Linked DNA regions of Mus musculus: region 2 is linked to region 1. A link is a contact called in ENCODE Hi-C data. All regions are on one chromosome and are shown on one strand. The core of a region is the stretch at or near the end of the contact, and the rest is flanking DNA. Distances in the headings are between cores, read along the strand shown.

What was found. A loop is a pair of places that touch in the nucleus more often than their neighbours do.
Region 2: a loop to region 1 is called in a map of regulatory T cell, with 13 times the contacts of the local background. The contact joins the promoter of Pgam1 here to the promoter of Ms4a18 in region 1. A Hi-C loop is called at or near these places in 2 of 37 maps with a recorded cell type or tissue (T-helper 17 cell and regulatory T cell).

What each region holds. Positions count from the first base shown.
Region 1 is chr19:11,015,046-11,020,356 of GRCm38, reverse strand. It overlaps Ms4a18 (membrane-spanning 4-domains, subfamily A, member 18), which reads left to right and starts at 2,394. Exons shown (of 7, transcript NM_001251849.1): 1 at 2,394-2,465.
Region 2 is chr19:41,909,297-41,914,683 of GRCm38, reverse strand. It overlaps Pgam1 (phosphoglycerate mutase 1), which reads right to left and starts at 2,813. Exons shown (of 4, transcript NM_023418.2): 1 at 2,498-2,813. The coding sequence starts at 2,636.

The DNA of each region.
Region 1 (5,311 bases), core at 1,145-3,644:
TCACTTCCTACAGGCCATACCTCTCAAAGGTCTCAATACCATAACAGTAAATGACAAGCTTCCAGCATACCAACTTTTGGGGGGAAATCATATCTGAACCATACCAGTCTCCAGTAAGTGCCTGATCAATGAACTCAGTGTTCTAGAAAACCAAGTGAGTAACAGTCTACCATGGTATTTCTGCTCAATTCACTTTTGCCTATGTTGTTGGCCTTCCTGCTCAGATGGGAAGGTGTCCTGGGACTCGAAAGCTCAGGAACCACACAGCTTTGAGGAGAGCAGGTATCCCAACCAAAAGGCATCCTCAGACATGGGAGCCCAGGAACCACATAGTTCTGAGAGGACGCCTCCTCAGCAGAGGCATTGCAGCTCCCAGAGGAGGGATCCCCAGCTGAGCTGAGGAGCTCAGGAGCCTCAGCCTGAGCCTCGCTCCTTCTCTTCTCTTCTCTTCTCTTCTCTTCTCTTCTCTTCTCTTCTCTTCTCTTCTCTTCTCTTCTCTTCTCTTCTTCTCCTCTTCATTGTTTCTTGGCTTCTTCTGATAAAAGAGTGACACCAGGCAGCAGATCTCATGAAAGAGATTTATTGGATGGGGTCCAGGATGCGGAAGAACATGTCTGCTCCTAGGAGAGTGGAGAGCCAGGAACTGGACAAAGGGCAGGACTTACACAGGATTTTTAAGGAGGTGGAGCTTTTCAGAGCAGAAATTATCAGATTGGAGATTGGTGGGAGTTCAAGTCCTGCACTTGGGGGAGCTAAGGGATTGGTGGGTTTCGCTGTTTGAGGAGTGTTGAGTTTTCATGCTCAAGGATTGGTGGGTTTCTGTGGGAAGTTCAGAGATTAACGGGCTTTCTTATTCAGGAATTGGTGGCTTTTGTACAGACTCTTCACCTAAAATTAGCATAATCTAGGGAGGGTTCTGTTGAGGGGCTGGAGATGACCTTTGTGACAGTTACAGAGGCTGGATACACAGTCATGACAATTAGGGTGATTTGGGGGAGGGGTCTGGCTGATGGAGCTCCTCAGGCAGGGGCCTGGCCACTTTCCAACCTTGAGGGTTTATAAAGTCTACAAAGTTTACAAAGGGAGTCCATAGCATGGAGGGAAAGCCTTCCCTGACACTTGAGAGGATAGCCAATTCATCTCATATTGAACAATACAGAAGAGAATTATCAACTCATTCAAGACAAGAAAATTTTAAAAAATATCAGGACTCATCAAGGTACCAGTAATTTGTCATGGTACACCTGCCAGTTCGTAGTATGTTCTAGTTTGCTTTTTTTTTTCTTACTGAGATAAAATTTTGATCAAAAGCAGCTTGGAGAATGGTTTGTATAGCTTGAAGGTTGTAATCCATCACCAAGGGAAGCCAAAGGGAACTTAGAGCAGGAACCAGGGTATGGGAACTAAAATGAGAGCACAAAGGAGCACTGCTAACTAGTTTCCTCTGGTGTGCTGGGCTGTTTCTTATACAGCCCAGGCCCACCTGCCTAGGAACAGCAATCCCCACAGAGGGCTGGGTCCTCTTACATCAAATAGCAATAAGGAATGCCTGCCCCAGACACGCCCACACACTAATCTGATGGAAGCAGTTCCTCAACTGAGACTCCTTCTTTCCCAAGTGACCCTAGATTTTGTGTCCTATTGACAAAACCTAACTGGTAATGATAGAACTGGATTCTTATTCGTGTCTTCTTCTGCTACAGTCCAGGCTGTGTGGCTCCTGTACCCTGTTACTCCTATTATACTGATCACAGGCAAAACATGAGGGTGGCAATGAGGACAACGAGGTCATTCTTGTGACCCAGCTTCACCCTATATACTCAAACTAAAATCACAGTTCTATAAGAAAGCAGGCTGAGCAAGCCAGGGGAAGCAAGCCTGTAAGAAACATCCTTCCATGGCCTCTGCATCAGCTCCTGTTTCCTGACCTGCTTGAGTTCCAGTCCTGACTTTCTCTAGTGATGAACAGGGGTTTGGAGGTGTAAGCTGAGTAAACCCTTTCCTCCCCAACTTGCTTCCTTGTCATGATGTTTTGTCCAGGAATGGCACCACCCACAAGGGACCTCCCCAGTTGATCACTAATTGAGAAGATGCCCCACAACTGGATCTCATGGAGGCACTTCCCCAACTGAAGATCCTTTCTCTGTGATAACTCCAGCCTGTGTCAAGTTGACACAAAAAAACAGCCAGTACACTCTGACATTCTGCATGTTACACTTTCTCAGAGGCAGACTTTGGAATGCTCACACAGAATCCTATTCTAGACACGGTCATAAATACTCCGAGGTGCAGATAAATTCAAGGTGGGAGCCTGACATTATATTCATTGGCTCTCGGTGAAACTTCAAGGAGGACTTTGGAGCTTGAAAGAGAAACCTATTATTTCTTCCCTTGTGAGAAATTTCTAAAGCAGCTGCAGGAACTGCCAGGGCCTAAAGAAGGAGACAGACTTGCCAGGACTCAAGGTAAGATTTCTGGGAATTCCTTCATAGAGTCTTGACAGAGCTTGGACCCTATCAAGAGGGCTCCAAGACCTGGACAAGCTCTGGAAAGGTCTTTTGGGAGCTGCAGGAATCAGGAGACCCCTATAGACTGTACACTGATGTATGGTGGGAGCTCACAACAACCCAACCTCTGAGACTATTGCTCAGCCATCTGGGAGGCTGCTGAAGAATCAGAGCAGGTTCCTGGAGCTAGTTCTCCATCTGCCTGAGCAGAGTAGTCCCAGGACAGAAGGCTGGACACCCAGGACAGAAAGCTGGATGCCCATGGTGGAGGCAGAGGAATGACCACTGGCTTTTTGGATGACCACTCCCTGAAACCATCTGGTTAAATGCATGGTGGTCAGGTTTGTTTAGGAACTCAGCCAAGAATTGGTGGGAAAGAACAACCTCCTTTGTTCCTATCAGGTCCTCTGGAGCCCAGCCCAGGGCTCAGCTGCTGTATCAATCACCATGTGTACAACGATATTGCTCTTGAATAACAAGGAACCTTTTATGAAAAAAAAAAAGAGGAAAGACAAAGCTAACCCATTTTCCTATGGCATGGAAAAGAGAATAGCATTCAGCGTAGTATGAAAGGCAGACAGATCTTCCATCCAAACCATCAGGATCTCAGTTCCTGGTTACAGTAGAATATCTACCTAGAAAGCACAGAGCCCTAGGTTTGGCACACACACCCTCAGCTCCACATAAACTAGGCACGGTAGTAATCATGGGAGGTGGAGGTAGGAGAATCCTTAGCTATGTAATAAGTTCAAAGATAGCCTGGACTACGTGAGACTCTGTCTCAAAAAGCAAACCTTAGCTTCAGCATTTCTTTATGACTGTGCTCAGGTTAGCTAACCTCTCAGACCCTCGATAGTAATAGTACATGGCCGGAGGTGTTGCTTATCATATCAGTAGGGCTGTGAGACATAATCTGCAGTTGCTACAGTTGTTACTATCCATCACCTCCCTGGAGAACTTGGAGTTCTTGAGAGAAGGCCAGGGATGCTTGACACAGGATGTTCTTACAGCTGAACATTCATGGTTTGTGTCACCTGACAGGCACAGAATTCTTCTACAGAAGTTAAAACACGGTGGTAACAAGGAGATAAGCCTGGGTTCCAAGCCCACTCCTGAGAGCTGTGTGGCAAGTCATTCCCCCTTCAGAACCATGGTCCCCATGAGGCTTAGTGGAATCACAGGGGATATGGAAATGAGGGAGACATCAGGGGGAATTCCTTGGCTGTCAGGTGTCAGACCAATGACAGGCAAGTCTCTTGTTCATTTTTTAATGGGTGCTGAGGATTGAATCCAGGCCCTCTCGTGCACTGAGCTCTGGCACCACACAGCATTTCCGGGCCTTTTTAGTTTTATGTCATTTTAATTTTGAGACAACATTTTATTAAGTGGTCCAAGTCATCTTGAAATTGCTCTGTAATATAAATAAGTCTTGAAGTTGCAATCTCCTACCTCAGACTCCTAAGGAGCTTGTATCATGAGCCTGTGCAGCCCCAAATTGACAAGTGTTTTGTTGCTGTTGTTTTCTCGGTTTAGCTTCAAGACAGGGCCTCACATATCCCAGGTTGGCCTCAATAGCAGAGAACAACCTTGAACTTCTGAATCTGATTTCACCTCCCTAAGCATGGGACTCTAAGCACATGCTACCACACCCAGTTTATATGATGCTGGGGATAGAACCCAGGATTTCATGCACACAAGGCAAGCATTCTACCCACCAAGCTACATCCACAGTCCTGCCAGGTGTTTTTCTTACAGACAAGAAAAATTGCAAAAGGCCTCAGAAACTAGCTTGGTCTTACAAGGAAAATCTGGATATGTTCTGAATTTTTACCAAGTGATACCTGCATTGCTGACCTAGAGACAACGTTTTAAGATCCACTTGACTTAATATTAGAAATAAAACAGTTCGGAGTCTGAGGGAATGGTAGGGTTCAGAGAGTAGTCTTTCTGTTGCAGATGGCTGCTACTCTTCAACAAACACTGAGCTAAGAGTGCTTTCCTGTGCTGGAGGTGAGAGCCCCAAGGAAGGACTTGAGGGCTTGTTGGAAGGACAAGTCTATATCTACATTTCACAGAGCTAGTGCCCTTACACCTGCAGGTCATAAAAGCAGAAACTGTGAAACAGACCTGGAGCTGTCTGACCTCTGGACCCTGATGCTGCCTTGCCTGTGGCTTCCTTATCTGGGTGATCAGTAGTGAAAGGTGACAGTCCAGCAGCCAGCAGAGTCACATTGATATCAGCCCTTTGGGGTATTTTCCTCACTCTGGCACCTGCTGGCACCATAAAGCACTATCATGAGTTTACTTGGTATTTGTCATCTAGAGAGTCCAGAAAGCTTTTTGCTTGCATCATGCTAGAATCCAGTTCACCTTATTTTGGGTCAAAGCATTTGACGACCTGCCAGCAAGAATCTACAATTTACGTGCCAAAGCGTTAAACACAAGAGGATAGTAACAGGTGATTTTTTTTTCCTCATCTGAGTGGAAAATATTTCTACATATGTCCTTAATGTGCTAAGGAGACTGGCTGCCTCCTCCCAGGCATCCTTCCTCATCAACATAGGGAAAATAAGACATCCTCCAGATCTACCTAAGTAGGGACCACAGTCACATTATTCTCTTCCAGAAATCTCAGACACCTAAGATGGAAATGAGAGGCCATTCTCAGACTCCTCGGTACCCTAGAAATAGCAGCTGAAATATAGATGAACCGAAGCCAGCACTGTGTTTGCATGGTTCAATTCCCAGCACCCAGATGGCAGCTCACAACCACCTGTAACCCCTGTTCCATGAAATCTGATGCC
Region 2 (5,387 bases), core at 1,564-4,063, about 31 Mb before region 1:
CTCTTCTGGTATGTCTGAAGACAGCTACAGTGTACTCCTATACATAAATAAATCTTTAAAACATGTGAACTCTTTAAGTCATAGCTAACCTTTCTAAAGGGCTCATGCTCCCATACCACACTGTGATTTCGTCTTCACTAGAATCCTATGATGTTACTATCTTCTCAACCCATTTTTAGCAGACAAGCAAATAAAGACAAGCACTGGGCTCGGCAGCATGTTTTTAATCCCAGCTCAGTAGAGGGAGCCTGGGGGAATCTTGAGTTCAAGCCTAGCTAGTTGGACTTGTCTTTATATTTTTGAATTAAGGAGCTGTCCCTTTTCTTATCCCAGGACACACCCCTGTGTTCACCAGCACACAAGGCCCTCTTCAAGTTTAACCACAAACTTTTCTGGGCATTGCTTCATATTGAGACTAGCAACAGTTATTAAAAAAAAGAAGTAAAATTTCCTGCCAGTCAGTCAACTGACAATGAGGCCACTGAGACCAGCTAGTGGGGACAGGGAAGATTAATACCAGGAAAACCACTACCACCCACAAGGAAAGACAATCTCACCCCCGAGCCTCTGGACAAGCTGATGAGAACTGACAGCCATCATCACAGCCTTCACCATCTCCTTAACCAGGAGAGGAGGGATGTTCCCCAACAAAAGGCTGAGTCACCCACAGAACAAGCCTCAGCACCCGTGATGAGATGCTACAGGCTGCTGTCTCACTGCAATTATTTCCAAATAGTCCCCAAGGACAAAGTGGTACCCCCTGAGGACCCTGGCAAGAATGCCATAGCATCAGAAGCACAAAGACACACCCATTTAATCCAAAGTACAGCCAGGGGGACAATGGACTCTCATCCCCCCCTTCGCCCCCTCACCCCTGGCCTTCCTCCGCCTGAGGCTGCATGGAGGCCTCTCTAGTTTCCTTCTGAAATCTGCAGGAGGAACACTGGTGGAATGAATGGTATGCACCTTGGGTCTTTTCTGTTACTCAATTATCCACAGGAGCCCTCAGTCGGTTTTTGCTTTTAATCTTCCATCCTTTAATCATCTGTGATATCTCTGGGAGATGCTAAACTTACAGTAGCTTTATAAAGACAGTCCAGCTGTGTAGTCCAAGTTGGCCCATGCTCTATAGCCTCCCTTCTTAGCTGCCTGGGTGCTGAGAAAAATTACAGGCATGCAACACCATGTGCGCCTAACGTGTGAGGTTCTAAAACTTAGTGCTATAGTATTTAAGGTTGAAATGGATCTTGTTATTTTCCAGCTCAACGTATAATCATCTTATACCCAGAGAACAGAGGCAGTTAACTTTGTCCTGAGCTAGGCATAAGCAAACTACCACAGGTCTACACAGTGCTTCATGGCACAGAGCTCAAGAAAATGGCTTCCTTAACCAGTACTTTCCTTTTTTCTAGCCTCTCCTACATAGGCCATGCATCTCAAAAAGCAATGTTTCCTTGCCTCAGGAATTCGTATTCAAAATCTTCCCTCATCTGAAAAGGGTGTACAAGAAGCTAGGGAGGGCAACCAAGACACAAGATCACTTCAGGTAGGCATGAGCAACCCTTTTACACAGCTACTGCCGTGTCCAAGTTAGGATGTGCCCTAATCACCAAGAGAAGTGCCTCTTCACTACAGGGAGCGGGGAGGCCTTGCTTTCTTATTAGCATTCCAAAATCACAGAGAACTGTGGGTGGTGCGGGGCACCCAGCATGGATAGGCAAAGGCGAGCTTATCTCCTGGACGCTTTCACCCTTTGCTCTGCCTCTGTCCTTGGCCAAGGGCCCGCCAGTTCCTCACACTTACTTGTTACTCCACCCAGAAATGGGGCAAGGACACTGGATTAGAACTAAGTTTTGTATGACCTTGGACAAATCTTTCCAGTCACTTTTCTAAACTATAACAAGAGGACGGAGAGAGGTAAAAAGGAGGGAAATTAGATCTGCCTGCTTCATAGGGCTGGAGAGAGCATCAACTGAAATCACCCACTCACATTCCTGGATTCGGTTTTGTGGTTTGCTGCTGTGCTACAAAGCTCTCCGAAGCACGCGGTTTCCAGGTTGTCTCAAAGGCCATTAGACATCCCCACCTAACACCCCCCCACTACCCAGGGCGAGCCCGTGACCTGCCGCTTCGCCATGATGGGCAGGCGCCTCAAGTATACTCCGGTACAGCCACTGATGTCACGGGGAATCGTCCGCCAGGCGCCCTAGGCCCTCGTGGTACCCTAAAGGGTCCTGGGCGCCACAGGTGGGGCTGCTCGGACCGGAAGAACAGATTTTAGCCTAGCGGCGGCTGTGCCCTCTTTCTGGCACAGACTCTCAGACTTAACGGGGTGACCTTGACAAGCGGGTTCCCCACCCTGCGTTCACCTCCCCAGATGAAAATTCAACTGCAGAGGCCGACCGAAGTGCCCGCCTCTCGAGAGGGCCCGGGGGCTCAGGCGACCCCTAGGCCGGTGCTGGCCCAGTACGCCACACAGCGCTCGTCCCGCTCGTACCTCGCAACGCCTGCCCGCCGCGCTTCGCCTCCTCGTGGCCCGCCGGGCTCAGGTCGGCGTCGTACCAGCCGCTGAAGCGGTTCTCCAGGTTCCAGGCGCTCTCGCCATGCCGGATCAGCACCAGCTTGTAGGCAGCCATGGCGACGGGCAGAGGATGCAGCAGCAACTGAGGATCGCCGAGATTCTCTTCGCAGCCCGCCCCCCGCCCCGGTCGCGCCTGCGCACTTACAGTCTCCCGCCCCGCTTCCGCGCACTTTCTCCCCGAAATCTTTCCACTCGCTCGACAGACCGCCGCCCGCCCCGTGTGCGCATGCGCCTCAGGCAAGTTCTGCGGCCTGCTAAGGGGGGGGTGTAGTGCACCGCGGCGGCAGTGCGCATGCGTTGTACGTAGCGGTACCCGCGTGCTACCCGGCAGTCACGGAGCGCACGTAAGCAAGGAGCGCGGAGGGTGCTGGTTGCGAGCTTGAGCTCCAGGCGCCGACTGGACACGCCGCGCTTCCTCTTTAGGGATGATCAACTATCCTCTGACCAGTTCTTCAGCCCTGCCAGGCCACAGTCCCATCCCTGCGCAATTCCAATATACACCCTTTTCCTTTTAACTTGTACTTCGGACAAGTCATAAGACGTCTCAGCCTCACTTGTAAAATACTCTATAAACCTAAACGTGGGTTGTTGCTATTTCCCTTCAACAGAACATTGTTCTTTTGGGTTGTTTTGTTGTTTTTTGTTTCTAGTTTGTTGCTTTTTTTTTTTTTTTTTTTTTTTTTTTTTTTTTTTTTGAGACAGTCTCTCTGCGTAACCCTGACTGTCCTGGAACAAGTTCTGTAGACCAGGCCTAGAACTCAGAGATTTCCTGTCTCTGCCACCGAAGTGCTAGATTAAAGGCGTGGTTCATCACGCCAGTTAGAGCACAGCTTTTTTTTTTTTTTTTTTTTTTTAAGATTTATTATTTATTTTTATGTAGCTGTACAAATGGTTGTGAGCTTTCCTGTGGTTGTTGGGAATTGAATTTTTTAGGACCTCTGTTCGTCCTGGTAGGCCCAGCTCGCTCCAGTCGGCCCTGCTTGCTCTGGCCCATAAATTTATTATTTATTATTATAAAAATAATAGTACAATAATAAATATATACATATGCATTTATAACTACATATTATATAATAATAAATAATAAATATGTATTTATACATAAGGCCACTGTAGATGTCTTCAGACATGCCAGAGGAGGGCATCAGATCTCATTATGGGTGGTTGAGAGCCACCATGTGATTCTGGGATTTGAACTCAGGACCTTCAGAAGAGCAGTTAGTTACCTGCTGAGCCATCTCATGTCGCCAGCCCCAAGAGAACAGCTCTATATCCCTTTTCTTCTACTAAATGTTGATTCTGTAGCTGAGAGTGTGTGGAAGCTCCTGTGTAGGTGTACAGGCTCATGTCCTTCTGAGAAGCAAACGTTAGGCCCTTACAACATTACAAAAAGGAATGTCTGTCTCTCCTTACCCCAATTTTAGTATCCACTTGTTAGGACCAATTTCTCCTGCCCAGGCTGTGGACTCTTAGTTTATTTCCATTAAACTTCTTCATGAGCATTAAACATTAGCCAGACAGTGGCCTATTACTAAGATACTAAGATAGTGTCATGAATTCCTGTCCTTTTAGTGGAGAGCAAAATCCACATTTAAACAATTGACAACAGAACTGAGCCACTTTCTGTACTTTCGACAGAGAGCCAAGAAAAGTTTTAACATGAGATGGTCAAGTACCTACTACAGACTAAACAGAGTTAGTGCTTTTGTGCTTTATGCGTATTAACGCCTTCCCCCCCCCCCCCGTCTGTCTGTCTTTCTTTCTTTCTTTCTTTCTTTCTTTCTTTCTTTCTTTCTTCCTTCCTTTCTTTCTTTCTTTTTCTCTTACTTTCTTTCTCTCTCTCTCACTCTCTTTCTTTTCTTTCTTTCTTTCTTTCTTTCTTTCTTTCTCTCTCTCTCTCTCTTTTCTTTCTTTCTTTCTTTCTTTCTTTCTCCCCCCCCCTTCTGTTTTTTTCAGGCAGGGTTTCTTTGTACAGCCCTGGCTGTCCTGAAACTTGCTGTATAGACCAGGTTAGCCTTGAACTCCTCCTCCTGAGTACTGGGATTAAAGGCATCTAGTTTCATAATAACCTTTGAAGCAGGCACTTTTGTTCCACATACACTATAGATGAGAAAGCAGGATAGACAGACAGTCCCACTGAGGTTACAAGAACTGAGTTCAACCGTGACCGGCTGGCTCAAAAGCCACACTCTTATGCCTGTGGCACCCACAGGCTTGCTGCAATCCGTTGACCTTAAAGTTGGGGTAGAATTTGATTCACAACTTTTTTTTTTTTTTTAAATAAGATTTCACTATGTAGCTCTTAGCTGGCCTGGGTAGACCTGGAACTTACTGCATAGACCAGGCCAGCTTCAAACTCATAGAGATCCTCCTGCTGCTGCCTTGGTCCAAGTCCTGGGATTAAAGTGTAGGCCACTCTTCTACTTTACAGCCCTCAAACTGCAGAATCTCATCTCAAACTGCTGAGAGCTTCATCTTTTAAAATGAGCATAATAGACAGAGATGCATTGGTCCCAGCCGCTTGGGCTAGAGGATCAGTTCAAGGGCAGCTTTGGCTGGCTACAAGATTTCCTGTCTCTCCCCCCCCCCCCAAAAAAAAATTATAGATGAGAAACCAGAACACAAAGGCAAACTGTTCAGGGGCCTCCTCTGTGCATTGACTAGCACCCACCACCTCCTTCCTGGCACTGGGAGAAGATGCAACTCAGTATTCAGTTTGGAACAAATCTTCACAGACGGGTTCATAGTTCACAGCGCTACACAGCTAGGCCCTCCCTTCTCCCTTTAAGAGTGGTTGTGTGGGGGT